Linked DNA regions of Homo sapiens: region 2 is linked to region 1. A link is a loop called in an ENCODE intact Hi-C map of the cell type or tissue named here. Cell type or tissue: HCT116. All regions are shown on one strand. Each heading gives the region's core, and the rest is flanking DNA. Links, peaks and the distances in the headings are about the cores only.

Region 1 (8,325 bases), core at 198-8,197:
GCCTTCCGAGTAGCTGGGATTACAGGCACCCACCACCATGCCCTGCTAATTTTTTGTATTTTTAGTGGAGACAGGGTGATGCCATATTGAGCAGGCTGGTCTCGAACTCCTTACCTCAGGTGATCTGCCCACCTTGGCCTCCCAAATTGCTGGGATTACAGGCATGAGCCACTATGCCCGGCCATGCCCAGCTAATTTCTTAGTAGAGATGGGGTCTCGCTATGTGGTGCAGGGTGGTCTCAAACTCCTGGCCTCAAGCAGTCCTCCCGCTTCAGAAGCCTCCCAAAGTGCTGGGATTACAGGTGTGAGCCACCATGCCTGGCAGCCTGTGCTCTCAAAGTCCCAGAGGAGCTGGGCTGCGTCATCAAAGCAACCCTTCCTTGGACAAATGGGGAAACCGAGGCAGGAGAGAGCATCACTTGCAAAATCACACATTGGAGGAATGTCGACCATGTCCCCTGAGGCCCAGTGTAGGACTCTCCTCCCACCAGACTAAGTGTGTATATGTTGGGGTGGGGATCCTTGCCAGAAAGGGAGGGGTGTGGCCGGGTGTGATGGCCCACGCCTGAAATCCCAGCACTTTGGGAAGCCGAGGCGGGTGAATCACCTGAGGTCAGGAGTTTGAGACCAGCCTGGCTGATGTGGTAAAACCTCATCTCTACTAAAAATACAAAAAAAAAAAAAAAATTAGCCAGGCATAGTGGTGGGCGCTTGTAATCCCAGCTACTCGGGAGGCTGAAGCAGGAGAATCGTGTGGACCCGGGAGGAGGAGGTTGCAGTGAGCCGAGATTGCGCCACTGCGCTCCAGCCTGGGTGACAGACTGAGATTCTGTCTCAAAAAAAAAAAAAGAAAGAAAATAGAAAGGGAGAGGGTGTAGGGGCCCCAGATAGGCCAGGATTTGGGGGTCAAGGCCACCTGCCACTTCCTGTCTCCCTCCTCACCTGCCTCCCTCCTCCCTTCATCCATCCATCCTCTCCAAACCCTCAGCAGCCCAGCACTCCTCTGTGTCAACCCTGGAAGGCGGTCTCAGCCCGGCACAAGTCCCCAGCGGCATTAAAATAGGCCTGACCTAAATACAAGCACAATGCCAGCGCTGAAAACACGGCTGTGTCAGCGGAAACTCCAGCTGGGTAGGAAAAAAAAATACACTTTGGGATTCAAGCCATCACCCCACCCCAGAAAGGGGGCCGGGCTGCCCCAGGGCCAGGGCCAGTGCCACCTACAGGACCCTGAGCACCCATAGTTCCCTAAACGTCCCCAAGTGTGGCAAAGTGGCGGAGGGGAGAGGACTCTGCTTCTGTGGCCTGACAGACGGCAAGCTCACAAGGGGGTCAGGCAGCCCTCAGCAACCACTGCTATCACTCCGGGGAACTGAGGCTCTGAGAGGGGAGGTGGCCACCCGAGGTGGCACAGCTTATAAGTAGCAGGAGTGGGGCAGCCGCTTGATTTCCAGGCAGGAAGAGGAGAGGGACAGCAAACAGGCTCCTAATGCAGAAGCTTGGGCCTGTGACTCAAAACAGGTATTAAGTAAACACGTTCTATCAAGAGGCCATCCATGCCTGTAATGCCAGCACCTTGGGAGGCCAAGGTGGGGGATCACTTGAGGTCAGGAGTTCAAAACCAGCCTGGCCAACATGACGAAACCCCTTCTCTACTAAAAATACAAAAATTAGCCAGGGGTGGTGGTGCGCACCTATAATCCCAGCTACTTGGGAGCCTGAGGCACAAGAATTGCTTGAATCCAGGAGGTGGAGGTTGCAGTAAGCTGAGATCGTGCCACTGCACTACAGGGTGAGACTCTGTCTCAAAAAAACAAACTGAAAAAAAAAAGAGGCCATTGACAGCCTTGAAGACCTTACTTTTAATTTTTATTTATTTATTTATTATTATTATTATTGAGATACGGTCTTGCTCTGTCACCTAGGCTGGAGAGCAGTGGCGCGATCATGGCTCACTGCAGACTTGAACTCCTGGGCTCAAGTGATCCTCGAATCTCAGCCTCCTGAGCAGCTGGTTCTACAGGCACATGCCACCACACTCAGCTAATTTTTTGTATATTTTGTACAGATGGGGTCTCTCTATGGTGCCAAGGCTGGTCTCAAACTCCTGGCCTGAAGCGACCCTCCCACCTCAGCCTCTCAAAGTGCTGGGATTACAGGCATGAGCCACTGTGATTGGCCTGAAGGCCCTAAGTTTCTATTCAAACCAGAACTTGGCCGGGCGCAGTGTCTCATGCCTGTAATCCAAGCACTTTGGGAGGCTGAGGCAGATGGATCACCTGAGGTCAGGAGTTTGAGACCAGCCTGGCCACCATGTGAAACCCCCATCTCTACTAAACATACAAAAAAATTAGTCATGCGTAGTGGCGCACACCTGTAATCCCAGCTACTCGGGAGGCTGAGGCACGAAAATTGCTTGAACCTGGGAGGCAGAGGTTACAGTGAGCTGAGAGTATGCCACTGCACTCCAGCCTGGGCGACAAAGTGAGACTCCGTCTCTAAAAAAATAAAAATAAAACTGAGCAGGGCACGGTGGCTCAAGCCTATAATCCCAGCCCTTTGGGAGGCTGAGGCAGGTGGATCACCTGAGGTCAGGAGTTCAAGACCAGACTGGCCAACATGGTGAAACCCCGTCTCTACTAAAAATACAAAAATTAGCTGGGCATGGAGGCACACGCTTGTAGTCCCAGCTACTCAGGAGGCCGAGGCAGGAGAATCACTTGAACCTGGGAGGCAGAGGGAGCCTGTGTGACAGAGCCAGACTCTGTCTCCAAAAAAAAAAAAAAGAAAGAAACACATTATTTGCACATGAGGCACAATATGAATTGTGTAGATTCGGCGATTCTGCTCACGAGTAAAATGCTCTTATAGCTACATTTAAAGCCAGCATTGAACGATATAAAGATAAATGGTAAAGAATGAAATAGTAAAAGACTAATCATTTAGCATTTTAATGTTTCTGTATTAAGAACGACATTAAATGGCAAATAGCAATTTTTTTCAAAATCATGATGTCAAGAGAGAGTCAGCCCAAGGATGAAAGGAAGAAGTTTTGTATTTTAGCACCTTCGAGGACACATTTTTCCTGCTTTTTGAACAATGTGCCCCACACTTTCCTCTTGCAGTGATGTAGCCAACCCTGGCCCTGGAGCTGCACCATTCGGGGTAGGGAAAGAGAAGCATGTCTTCAGTGGTTTTCTTTTTCTTCTTGTTGTTTTTGTTTTTGTTTTGTTTTGTTTTTTGAGACAGAGTCTTGCTCTGTCACCCAGGCTGGAGTGCAATGGCACAATCTCGGCTCACTGCAACCTCTGCCTCCCGGGTTCAAGCGCTTCTCCTGCCTCAGCCTCCTGAGTAGATGGGATTACAGGGCACCTGCCATCATGCCTGGCTAATTTTCTTTTTTTTTTTTTTTTTGGAGACGGAGTCTTGCTCTGTTGCCCAGGCTGGTACAGTGGCGCGATCTCGGCTCACTGCAAGCTCTGCCTCCCAGGTTCAAGCCATTCTCCTGCTTCAGCCTCTCAAGTAGCTGGGACTACAGGCGCCTGCCACCCCGCCCAGCTAATTTTTTTGTATTTTTAGTAGAGACGGGGTTTCACCATGTTAGTTGGGATGGTCTCGATCTCCTGACCTTGTGATCCACCCACCTCGGCCTCCCAAAGTGCTGGGATTACAGGCATGAGCCACCATGCCCAGCCGCTAATTTTTGTATTTTTAGTAGAGATGGGGTTTCGCCATGTTGGCCAGGCTGGTCTCAAACTCCTGACCTCAAGTGATCCACACGACTCGACCTCTGCCTCGGCCTCCCAAAGTGCTGGGACAATAGGCATGAGCCACCACGCCCGGCCGGGTGGTTTTCTTTTTCTTCTTTATTCAGTTCTTGGCAAACTAGAATAAAGAGGGGCCTCCTGCCCCCAGACCTACCCTGTCCTGGGGCTCGTAGTAAAGAGGTGGCAAATTTTCTGCTACATTTCCGGCAGGCTGGGATCCCGGGCAGCAGGGAGCCCAGACGTGTGAGCGGCAGAGCTGAGGCTGGCTGAGGAGGAAGGGCTCTGTCCTCTTTACAGAGGAATCTCATTCTCCTGGCCTTGTGGCTGGCCCACCTGACGCTCCCCAGATGGCACAACCATCCCCATCCTGAGTATAGGAAACGAAAGTTTGAGGACCGGGTGCGGGGCTCACGTCTGTAATCCCAGCACTTTGGGAGGCCATTGCGAGAGGATCGCTTGAGCCCAGAATTTCGAGACCAGCCTGGGCAACCCAGTGACTCTCCATCTCTACAAAAAATAAATAAATAAAATTGGCTGGGCACATGCTTGTAGTCCCAGCCACTCAGGAGGCTGAGGTGGGAGGATCATTTGAGCCTAAGAGGTGGAGGCTACAGCAAGCTGTGATCGAGCCACTTTACTCCAGCCTGGGTAACAGAGTAAGACCCTATCTCTAAATAAACAAATGAATAAAGAAACTGAGGTTTGGGCAGAGAAGGTGATAGGCAGAAAATGCTGTGACTGCATCATATATGCAGATGTACACAGGGCAGGTGGGGTCCACAGAAATGGGTCACACACAGGGGTGACTCCATCTAACCCAGCACCTTTCCCAGTGGTGGCCCAGTTAGGGAGCCCAGCCGGGTAACACCAAGCATGTGAGGGCCAGGGCAGCTGGGAACCTGAGCCTGTAGAACCCCGGGGCTTCCAAGAGGCCAGCCCAGGAAGGTGAGTGGGGCTGGTAAGTATTCCCAGGGGTTGGGCCTAATTTTTTGTTGTTGTTTTTGTTTTGAGACGGAGTCTTACGCTTGTCACCCAGGCGGGAGTGCTGTGACTCAATCTTGGCTCACCGCAACCTCCGCCTCCCGGGTTCAAGCAATTCTCCTGCCTCAGCCTCCCGAGTGGCTGGAATTATAAGTGCCCACCACCACACCCAGCTAATTTTTGGATTTTTAGTAGAGATGGGGTTTCACCATGTTGCCCAGGCTGGTCTCGAACTCCTGACCTCAGGTGATCCCCCTACCTCGGCCTCCCAAAGTGCTAGGATTACAGGTGTGAGCCACTGCACGTGGCCTAATTTTTAATGTTTAACTAGAGACGGGGAGAACACTGACTCTTACTAAGTTATTCCGGGGAGGAAGCTGAGCCAGCCGGCAGTGGAGACAGCTCCTGGACAGCAACCTCTCTCTGGGCCTTCTGGGTTGTTTCTCCCAAGTAGACAGCAGGAGCTGAGTCAGAGCCCTGCCCTGGTGTCCCTCCTGAGCCCCCAGCCCCTTCACCCGCCTCTCACAGCTCCTGCCTTTAGCCACTTGTTCCAGCAAAGCCCTGGCAGCCTCAGACTCTGGGTCAGGTCGTATGCTGGGTGCAGGGACTCAGAGAGCCCTCAGACAGGGCCCCTGCTGGAGAACCTCATGGTCCAGTGGGAAGGCAGATGGTTTCAAAGCACTGTGGGCTTGGGAGGCCCAGACAGGCACCTGACCAGCCTGAGATCAGGGGCTCCTTCCTGGAGGCAGTAACCTGGGAGGTGAGCCCGCAGAGGCGAACAGAGCATTGCCGGGCAGACAAGAAGGCAGGGAGGACACCTACCGAGGTGGCCACTGTCTAAGACCCTCAGGGTTCTCTGAGTGCTGGCTGGTGCTGACATGTATATCTGCCCAACAGCATCTCCAGGACCAGCCCCCAGTGACCCGTGGAAGATCATGCCTCTCTAGCGCTCTGAGTTCAGGCTGTTTGTGCTGCTGTGACAAAATACCTGAGGCTGGGCACAGTGGCTCACACCTGTAATCTCAGCACTTTGGGAGGCCAAGATGGCAGATCCCTTGGACCCGGGAGTTTGAGACCAGCCTGGGCAACATGGTGAAACCTGTCTCCACCAAAATATAAAAATTATCCCGGCATGGTGGTGCATGCCTGTAGTCCCAGCTACTTGGGAGGCTGAGGTGGGAGGATCCCTTGAACCCGGGAGTGGGAGGTTGCAGTGAGCTGAGATCATGCCACTGCACACCAGCCTGGGTGACAGAGTGAGACACCCATCTCAAAAAAAAAAAAAAGAATTATATTAAAAAAAACCCATAAAAATAAAAACACAAAATAAAAAAATATTTTAAAAGACAAAATACCTGAAACTGGGGAATTTATAAAGAACAGAAATTTATTTTCTCATGGTTCTAGAGGCTGGGAAGTCCAAGATCAAGTAGCCAGCAGGTTCACTGCCTGGGGAGGGCCCTAGTCTCTGCTTCCAAGATGGCACCTTTTGGCTGCATCCTGCGTGGGGGATGAACTCTGCTCACACATGGCAGAAGGTGGAAAGGCAAAGGGTCCTAAGCTAGTTCCCTCCAGCCCTTTTATAAGGCACCAATCTGTAGGCTCATGCTCTCATGACCTAATTACTTCCCAAAAAGACCCCACCTCTCAATACCACCACCACAATGAGTAAGTCTCAACATGAATTTTGGAAGAGACATCATCATTGAAATCATAGCATTCTGCTCCTGGGCCCCCAAAACTCATGTCCTTTTCACGTTCACATATGACATACATTCATTCCAGCCAGGCACAATGGCTCACGTCTGTAATCCCAGCACTTTGGGAGGCCAAGGTGGGAGGATCACCTAAGCCCAGGAAGTCGAGGCTGCAGTGAGCCACAATTGCGCCACTGCACTTTAACCTGGGCAACAGAGTAAGACCTTGTCTCAAAACAAAACAAAACAAACAAACAAACATACTACTCATTTTATCCCAGTAGCCCTGAAAAGCCTTAACTGATTCTAGCATCAACTTTAAAGTCCAAGTCCAAAGTCTCATCTAAATATTATCTACCTCAGATATGGGTAAGACTCTAGGGTGTGTTTCATCCTGAGGCATCAATATGCCTCCTGCTGAGTCTATGAAATCAAACAAGTAAAGTGCTTCCAAAAGACAACAGTGGGCCAGGTACAGGACAGATGTTTCCATTCCGAAAGGGGGAAGTAGGAAAGAAGGAAAGGATTGAAAAAAAAAATAGAATAAGGAAAGAAGGAAAGGATAATAGATCCTAAGTAAGTCCCAAACCCAACAGGGCAAACAACATTAAATTTTCCTGCTCTGTCGCCCAGGCTGGATTGCAGTGGTGCTAGCATAGCTCACTGCAGACTCAGCCTCCTGGGCTTAAGTAATCCCCTGGCCTCGAGTGGCTGAGACCACAAGAACATGCCACCATGCCCAACTAAATTTTTTTTTTTTGGTAGAGGTGAAGTCACACCATGTTGCCCAAGCTGGTCTTGAAATCCTGGGCTCAAGCAATCCTCCCAGCTCAGCCTCCAGAGCAGGTGGCACTATAGGCGTGTGCCACCACACCTGGATAATTTTTTTTTTTTTTGAGACAGAGTCTCACTCTGTTGCCTAGGCTGGAGTGTAGTGGTGCAATCTTGGCTCACTGCAACCTCCACCTCCCAGGCTGAAGCAATTCTTGTGCCTCAGCCTCCTGAGTAGCTGGGATTACAGGCATGAGCCACCACACCCTGCTAATTTTTGTATTTTTAGTGGAGACAGAGTTTTGCCATGTTGCCCAGGCTGGTCTCAAACTCCTGGGCTCAAGTGATCCACCTGCCTTGGCCTCCCAAAGTGCTGGGATTACAGGTGTGAGCCACCGTGCTCGGCCTCTTATTAATCTTCTTATTACCCTTGGTATTTTTTCTCTCTCTCCCTTTTTTTTTTTTTTTTTTTTTTTTTTTTTTGAGATGGAGTCTCACTCTGTCATCCAGGCTGGAGTGTGATGGCGTGATCTCAGCTCACTGCAACCTCTGCCTCCCGGGTTCAAGCGTTTCTCCTGCCTCGGCCTCCTGAGTAGCTGGGATTAGAGGCGCACACCATCACACCTGGCTAATTTTTCTATTTTTGGTAGAGACGGGGTTTCACTATGTTGGTCAGGCTGGTCTCAAACTCCTGACCTCATGATCCATCCGCCTCAGCCTCCCAAAGTGCTGAGATTACAGGCGTGAGCCACCGGGTATTTTGTCTTAAACACACTTTTACAACCTGGCCAGTCTGAGAATTTTTCAAATCTTTATTCTGCCTCCCTTTTTATTATAAATTCTGTCTTTAGTTAATCCCTCTCTTGTTGCATTTTACTATCAGCAGTTAAGAGCAACCATGTAGCACCCTGAACACTTTGCTCAGAGATTTCCTCCAACAAATATATTAGTTCATCACTCTTAAATTCTACTTTCCACAAAGTAGTAGGACATGAACAAAATTCAGCTAAGTTCTTTGCCATTTTGTAACAAGGATGACCTTTTCTCTGGTTTCCAATAAAATATTTCTCATTTCTGTTTAAGACCTCATCAGAATTGCCTTTACCATC
Region 2 (8,325 bases), core at 140-8,139, 53 kb after region 1:
ACAGTGGCTCATTCCTGTAATCCCAGCACTTTGGGAGACTGAGGCAGGATTGCTTGAGCCCAAGAATTTGAGCCCAGCCTGGGCAACATAGCAAGGCCCCATCTCTAAAAAAAAAAAAATTTTTTTTTTAATTAGCTGGGCATGGTGGCATGTGTCTGCAGTTCCAGCTACTTGCGAGGCTGAGGGAAAGAATCGCTTGAGCCCAGGAATTTGAGGCTGCAATGAGCTATGATTGCAGCACTGCACTCCAGGCTGGGTGGCAGAACAAGACTGTCTCTACAAAAAAAATTTTTAAAAATCAGGCATGGCAGCATGCACCTGTAACCCCAGCTACTTGGGAGGCTGAGGCAGGCGGATGGCTGGAGTCCAGGAATTTGAGGCTGCAGTGAGCCATGATCGTGCCACTGCATTCCAGCCTGGGTGACAGAGCGAGACTCCATCTTTACAAAACATTTTTAAAAAAATTAGCAGGGAGCTACTCGGGAGGCTGAGGCCGGCAGATGGCTTGAGTCCAGGAGTTTGAGGGTGCAGTGAGCCATAATCACGCCATTGCATTCCAGCCTAGGTGGCAGAGCAAGACTCTGTCTCTTTAAAAAAAAAAAAATCTTATTTACCAACTTGGCTCATTTCTAAGTGGAGCAAAAATGCAGTGTCTCACTTCTGCTCTGCCTGAATTACCTCCAGGCCAGATTTCTTGGTGGAAGGAAGGAGCCGTGTAGATACAGCCAGAGTCTCCCAGGTGCAAAGACCCTCTGAGAGGCCTTGATAAGTGGGCAGCTTCCACTGAGCAGCCCCCAGAGATGGAGACTCAGTGCCCACACAGCAGCTTGTTCTTCCATTCTGGGACAGTTCTTCCCATTAGGAATGTTCCCTTGTGTTGGCTGAAAGCCTGTGTCCCTAAATTCTCTGTCAGCGTAATGGCAATGAACCTGGACTTGGGTCTTCAGGAACCAAAGCCATGGAGTCAAGGATTTGGAGAGATGGTATATGCATCACCGGGCCTAACATGATGGTCTTTTTTTATTTTTAAATTGAGACAGGGTCTCACTCTGTCACCCAGGCTGGAGTGCAGTAGTGTGACCTCAGCTCACTGCAACCTCTACCTCCCAGGCTCAAGTGATCCTCCTGTCTCAGCCTCCCAAAGTACTGAGATTACAGGCATGAGCCACCACACCCGGCCATCCTTCTTTTTTTTTTTTTTTTTTTGAATTGGAGTCTCACTCTTTCACCCACCCAGGCTGGAGCGAAGTGGTGCGATCTTGGCTTACTGCAACCTCCACCCTCCGGGTTCAAGCAATTCTCCTGCCTCAGCCTCCCGAGTAGCTGTGATTACAGGCACCTGCCACCACAGCCAGCTAATTTTTGTATTTTTAGTAGAGACGAGATTTCACCATGTTGGCCAGGCTGGTCTCAAACTCCTGACGTCAGGTGATCCACCCGCCTCAGCCTCCCAAATGTTAGGATTACAGTCATGAGCCACTGCACCCAGCCTGTCTTTCCTTTTTAAGGCTCAGTAATATTCCATTGTATGGATAGACTGTGGTTTTTTATCCATTCATCATCGGACGCTGGGACGGTTTCTGCCTTTTGGCTATTGTGAATACTGATCCTATGAACATGGCTGTACAGATGTGTCTTTGAGACTATTACTGTTTTATTAACAACATTGCTGTAATGAGGGATCTCAAATCTGGAGTGGATCTGAGAAATCGCCTCTTTCAACCCCTTATCCAATGCTTGAGTCCTTCCTTCCAGAATCCCACTGAGACTTCTTCTGGCCTCAGATGCGTGGGTGGGAGACATGCCACCTCCCGACACCTCTGACCAAGGGCCCGGAGCTGGGTGGCTTAGGGTGCAGGAAAGAGGCTTGTGAGTGGGATCATGCCAGAGGGATGTGCATCAAGGCATCCTCTAGCTACAGATGCCCCAGGGGAGGCAGCAGTGGGGCTGCTGCAGGAGAAACCTGGAATGGATGTTTGGACACACTTTCCTCAATGGCCAGGATTGATGGACAGTGGAATTCATCAGACGAGTCTTGGAGACTGAGGCCTTTAAAAATAGATGCAGCTGGCTGGGTGCGGTGGCTCACGCCTGTAATCCCAGCACTTTGAGAGGCCGAGGCGGGCGGATCACGAGGTCAGGAGATCGAGACCATCCTGGCTAACACGGTGAAACCCCGTCTCTACTAAAAACACAAAAAATTAGCTGGGCGTGGTGGCGGACGCCTGTAGTCCCAGCTACTCGGGAGGCTGAGGCAGGAGAATGGTGTGAACCCAGGAGGCGGAGCTTGCAGTGAGCCGAGATAGTGCCACTGCAGTCTGGCCTGGGTAAAAGAGCAAGACTCCATCTCAAAGAAAAAAAAAAAATAGATGCAGCTGGGAGCAGTGGCTCACACCTATAATCCCGGCACTTTGAGAGGCCGAGGCAGGTGGATCACTTGAGGGCAGGAGTTTGAGACCAGCCTGGGCAACATAGCAAGACTCTGTCTCTACTAAAAATTTTTTAAAAAATTAGCCGGGTATGGTGGCGCAATCATGTAGTCCCAGGTACTCGTGAGCCTGAGGCAGGAGAATTGCTTGAGTCCAGGAAGGTGGGGCTGCAGTGAGCTATGATCGTGCCTCTGCACTCCAGCCTCGGTGACAGAGTGAGACCCTGTCTTTAAAAAAAAAGAAGAAGAAAGAAAAGAAAATGCCTCCCATGGAATCTGTTTCTTTTTTTTTTTGAGATGGAGTCTTGCCCTGTCACCCAGGCTGGAGTACGGTGGCATGATCTTGGCTCACTGCAACCTCCGCCTCCCAGGTTCAAGCAGTTCTCCTGCCTCAGCCTCCTGAGTAGCTGGGATTATAGGTGCCCAACACCACGCCCAGCTAATTTTTGTATTTTTAGTAGAGATGTGGTTTCACCATGTTGGCCAGGCTGGTCTCGAACTCTTGACCTCAAGTGATCCGCCCACACCGCCGTGGAGTCTATTTCTGTTAGGAATGTGTTTGTTGCAAGCAACCTGAGAAACAGAGGCTTAGGAGAGAGGGGTGTCTCGTGTAACAGGAGGCATGGGTGGGTGGTCCAGCCGCAGGCAGCTGCTCAGGCACATCTGAGGGGCCTGCGCCATCTCTCTCTCTCTCCTCTGGCTGAGGGCTTTGGTCATCCTGGCCTAAAGTGGATGTCAGCCACCAGGCAGGGCATAGGGAGTAAGGGATTGAGCCCCCCATTGCCTGCTTCCAGGGAAACTCTGCTCTTTTGTTTGGGAATGCCTCACTGGTTAGACTGTGTCTTGTGGTCATCTCTGGCTGCAAGAGAGTATAGGAATGGGAGGATTTTGTGTTGTGGCCCCTACAGAAGAGGAGAGCAAGGGAGAAGTTGGTTATATGGGGATTGAGGTACCAGCCACACAGCATCTGTCTGCCTCACAATCCCAGCACGTTCAGCTGGGCATGGTGGCTCATGCCTATAGTCCCAGCTACTCAGGAAGCTGAGGCAGGAGGATTGCTTGAGCCTAGGAGTTCAGGACCAGCCTGAGCAACATAGCAAGACCATGTCTCTACAAAAAAAAAAAATGAAAAAAAATAGCCAAGCGTGGTTGTGTGCTCCTGTAATCCCAGCTACTCAGGACACTGAGGGTGGCGTGGGGAAGATCCCTTGAGCCCAGGAGTTTGAAACCAGCCTGGACAACATAGCAAGACCCTGTCTCTAAAAACAAAGAAATGAGACGCATTAGACAAAAGTTCCCAAAAGTTGGACTCAGTGATGTAGATGAGAGAATTACAAGATAACTTTTCTTTTCTTTTTTCCTTTTGAGATGGAGTCTCTGTCACCCAGGTGGGAGTGCAGTGGCGCGATCTTGGCTCACTGCAACCTCCGCCTCCCAGGTTCACATGATTCTCCCTGCCTCAGCCTCCCAAGTAGCTAGAATTACAGGCACCCAACACCATGCAGGGCTAATTTTTGTATTTTAATAGAGATGAGGTTTCGCCATGTTGGCCAGGCTGGTCTTGAACTCCGGACCTCAGGTTATCGACCGCCTCGGCCTCCCAAAGTGCTGGGATTACAGGCGTGAGCCACTGCACCTGGCCAGGGTAACTTCTCTCTTTGTCTCTATTCCCTTTCTGAATATGAAAGCTTTCCAGTTCTACTTGATATCGTAAGAAATACTAAGTCACCCAAAGTGTAACACCTGTTTTTTGCAGTCTCCTATCTAAGAACTAACCAGACCCGACTCTGCTTAGCTTCTGAGATCAGATGAGATCAGGCTCTTTCAGGGTGGTGGGGCCGTAGACTGTTTTTGCAATCTCTAGGAAATTTTTTTTAAAGCCAGAGAAAGATAAATTATCCACATTACTTAAACAATTTTTAAAAATATACAAGAAAGCCTAGCTTATTTAAAGCCCAAAACACTGTAATTCCATTGGTAACAAAGATGTTAAACATTTAAAATGTGATTAAATCTAAAATTGGTGGCTTCTGAATAAACTGTAGTTTTGAATTTGATACAGCAAATCTGTGGCAATGTTGAACAAAACAACTTATACATAATGCATTTTTATATTTTAAACTAACAAAGATGCTTCAGAAATATAGAGGACATTTTTAAAAGAATTACTTATATTTTAATCTTTTCAAATTTTCCATTTTGTTTCCATCACTTCCATTTTTTTCAGAATATTGTGCCTCCTCAAACATCATGGTAAGAGGGTGGTGGGACTAGAGATGGAGCCCTCAGCATAAAAAATAAAGTTAGCCGGGTGCAGTGGCTCACACTCATAATCTAGCACTTTGGGAGCCCAAGGTGAGAAGATCACTTGAGGCCAGGAGTTCAAGATCAGCCTGGGCAACACAGTGAGACCCTATCTCTAAAAAGTAAAAATAAAAACTTAGCTGGGTGTGGCGACACACGCTGTGGTCCCAGCTACTCAGGAGGCTGAGGCGGGAGGATCGCTTGAGCCCAGGAGTTGGAGGCTGCAGTGAGCTATGATCACACCCACTTCACTCCAGCCTAGAGACAGAGTGAGACCCTGTGTCAAAATAAAGAATTGTAGCACACTCAGAATCTTCAAATCTTGCTCTGGGTATCAAAATCGGATGTAGGCTCTTCAGCTGCAGTTGGAAAGGAAATTGTAAAATAGACCTGTAGTCAAAAACAAATGGGTGACTTTACAACTGGTAAAGACTGACTTAAGTAGGATGTTTTTAGCTGCAAATGAAAGAAACCTCTGGCTGGGCACGGTGGCTCACGCCTGTAATCCCATCACTTTGGGAGGCCAAGGCAGGAGGATTGCTTGAGACCAGGAGTTCAGAACCAGCCTGGGCAACATAGTGAGACCCTGTCTCTAACAAGATTTTTTAAGTGAGCCAGGTGTGGTGGCAGGCGCCCGTAGTCCCAGCTACTTGGGAGGCTGAGGCTGGAGGATTGCTTGAGTCTAGGAGAGATCAAGATCGAGGCTGTAGTTAGCTATGATTGCATCACTGCACTCCAGCCTGGGTGACAGAAGAAAAAAAGAGAGAGAGAGAGAAGAAAAGAAACTCTAGTCCTGGGGGGGTAAAAAAGGAAAGAAGAAAAGAAACCTCTACTAAGAGTGCCTTAAGAAATATGGACTTTTGCCTGGGCGCGGTGGTTCATTCCTGTAATCCCAGCACTTTGGGAGGCCAAGGTGGCGGATCACCTGAGGTCAGGAGTTCAAGACCAGCCTGGCCAACATAACAAAACCCCGTCTCTACTAAAAATACAAAAATTAGCCGGGTGTGGTGGTGGGTTCCTGTAATCCCAGCTACTCAGGAGGCTGAGGCAGGAGAATCATTTGAACCCAGGAGGCAGAAGTTGCAGTGAGCCAAGATCGTGCCACTGCACTCCAGCCTGGGCAACAGGGTAAGACTCCATCTCAAAAAGAAAAAAAAAGACTTTTACTGTTTCACCCAAAGCTTAGAGATGGCAGATCTGGGGTCATACAGGACCAAGTTCTTCCACGAGTTCACCCTGCCATCCTCAGATACCCTCACCTCCCGGGCTGATTCTTTTCATGTCTCTAGTTGGCTGTCATGGTCGGGGGTGTCACATGCAGGAGAAGGAGGACATCCCTGGTTTCAGTCCCTTTTTTTATTTGAGACGGAGTCTTGCTCTGTTGCCCAGGCTGGAGTGCAATGGTGTGATCTCAGCTCACTGCAACCTCCGCCTCCTGGGTTCAAGCGATTCTCCTGCCTCAGCCTCCCAAGTAGCTGGGATTACAGGCATGTACCACCACACCTGGCTAATTTTTGTATTTTTAGTAGAGACGGGGTTTCGCCATGTTGGCCAGCCTGGTCTCAAACTCCTGACCTCAGGTGATCTGCCCACCTTGGCCTCCCAAAGTGCTGAGATGACAGGTGTGAGCCACCACTCCTGGCCTGGTTTCAGTTCCTTTCTAAGGGCAAGGACAGCTCTCCTAGAAGTCCCTCATGTCTCAGTGGCCAGAATTGGGTTCTGGCCTCTCCTTACACCTGTCCCAGCTAGGGGAAAAGGAGTGCCTTGCTCTGAGCCTTGGAGAATCACCAAAGTTCCTCCCAGGGACTGGGAGGGCCCAGCTGCCCCAAGCACTGGTTGTTGGGACAACCCAGCAAAGTTTGTCCCATCTTTAGATACCAGGACACAACGGGGGGATTCTGTTAGCAGGGAGTGGGGCAGAGGACTTGGAGGACAGCTTTTGGGGTCAGATCCAGGACTGGAACTCAGATTTTTTTTGTGTGTGTGTGTGACAGAGTCTAGCTCTGTCCCCTGGGTTGGACTGCAGTGCTGCAGTCATAGCTCATTGCAGCCTTGACCTCCCGTGTCAAGCTATCCTCCTGCCTCAGCACCCCGAGTAGCTGGGACAACAGGCACGCACCACCACACCTGGCTAACTTTTTTGTTTTTTTGTAGAGATGGGGTCTCACTGTGCTGCCCAGGCTGATCTTGAACTCCTGGGCTTGATCCTCCTGCCTTAGCCTCCCAAAGCACTGGGATTACAGGCGTGAGCCACTGCGCCCAGTGAGACCCCAGGTGTCTTAACCATGACCCCAGACTGCCTTCTACTGCACTGCGGCTGGGTGTAAGACCCCCTCCCGCTGCCCAGCCCAGAGCCTGGCCTGAGCAGATACGAATGGAAGGCCAGGGCTGTGACTGGCAGTGTTCTTCCCGGCTACAGTGACAGTGGTGGTGGGGGAGGGCAGGAATCCAGGACCCCCAGGCCACTCTACCCCCACTGGGGAGCCTCTGGGACTAGAGAGGGAGTATTCAGAGGGAGGCTGAGGCTGCTGGGGAGAAAGGATACCCCCCCCCCCGCCCGCCTTCCAGAAGGGGAGAAATTTCTTTTTTGTTTGTTCTCTCAAGCTTCTTTTTCAAGAAACAAGCATATGGCAGCGGATGGTGCGGGGGCCGTGTTTGGGTGGGGTGTGTGCCTGCCTTTGCCTTTTACGTGGTTGGGTGTATTTTTTTTTTTCTCCATCAGCTCCAACGCCCCAGCTGGTCCATAGGGCAGTGAGACTTGAATCACAGAGACGCTTCTCTGGTGTCCAGAAAAATCCGGCTCTTTCTAGTGGCGCTTCCAAGGGGGAAGAGATTGGAGAGCTCTCCAGCAAACCCAGGCCTGAGCTTTGCAGAGGTCTGAGCTGAGGACTGAGTGTCCAAGGGGCTGAGGATGTGGACTGTCTTTGTGAGGTGGGGTACAGCCAGTGAAGGAGCCAGTGTTAATTTCCTGAAGCTGCTGTAACACGGGCCACACAGACTTCGTGCCTTAAAGCAACAGAAATTTCAGGCCGAGTGCGGTGGCTCATGCCTGTAATCCCAGCACTTTGGAAGGCTAAAGTGGGCAGATCATGAGGTCAGGAGTTCAAGACCATTCTGGCCAACATGGTGAAACCCCATCTCTACTAAAAATACAAAAATTAGATGGGCGTGGTGGCAGGCACCTGTAATCCCAGCTACTCAGGAGGCTGAGGCACGAGAATCGCCTGAACCCTGGAGGTGGAGGTTGCAGTGAGCTGAGATCCCACTGCTGCACTCCAGCCTGGGTGACAGAGTGAGGGAGAAAAAAAAATTCTTTTTTTTTTTTTTTTTTTTTTTACTTTGAGGTTCTTGGGTACAAGTGTGCAGGTTTGTGACATAGGTAAACTTGTGTCATGGGGGTTTGTTGTACAGATTCTTTTTTCACCCAGGTATTAAGCCCAGTACCCAATAGTTATTTCTTATGATCTTCTCCCTCCTCCCACCCTCCACCTTCTGAAAGGCCCCAGTGTGTGTTGCCCCCCTCTCTGTGTCCATGTGTTCTCATTGTTCAGCTCCCACTTATAAGTGAGAACATGCAGTATTTGGTTTTCTGT

What was found. A loop is a pair of places that touch in the nucleus more often than their neighbours do. Peaks named below come from ENCODE experiments on the same cell type or tissue, not always from the same donor. Only the 100,000 strongest peaks of a DNase experiment are listed, where the experiment ranks them.
Region 2: a loop joins it to region 1, with 6 times the contacts of the local background. A loop is called at or near these places in 5 of 110 quality-filtered maps.

The regions. Positions count from the first base shown.
Region 1 is chr7:74,430,061-74,438,385 of GRCh38, forward strand. No RefSeq gene overlaps it. Among named protein-coding and RNA genes, the nearest start is that of GTF2IRD1, 20 kb to the right of the region's middle. RefSeq lists enhancers at 1-533, 4,102-4,722, 5,344-5,963. In HCT116, for the core only: no CTCF peak of the experiment used is centred there; a DNase peak (open chromatin) is centred at 4,781.
Region 2 is chr7:74,483,267-74,491,591 of GRCh38, forward strand. The region is part of intron 1 of GTF2IRD1 (GTF2I repeat domain containing 1); the gene reads left to right. It also overlaps the pseudogene RNA5SP233. Among named protein-coding and RNA genes, the nearest start is that of GTF2IRD1, 34 kb to the left of the region's middle. In HCT116, for the core only: no CTCF peak of the experiment used is centred there; no DNase peak of the experiment used is centred there; H3K27ac peaks cover 902 bases.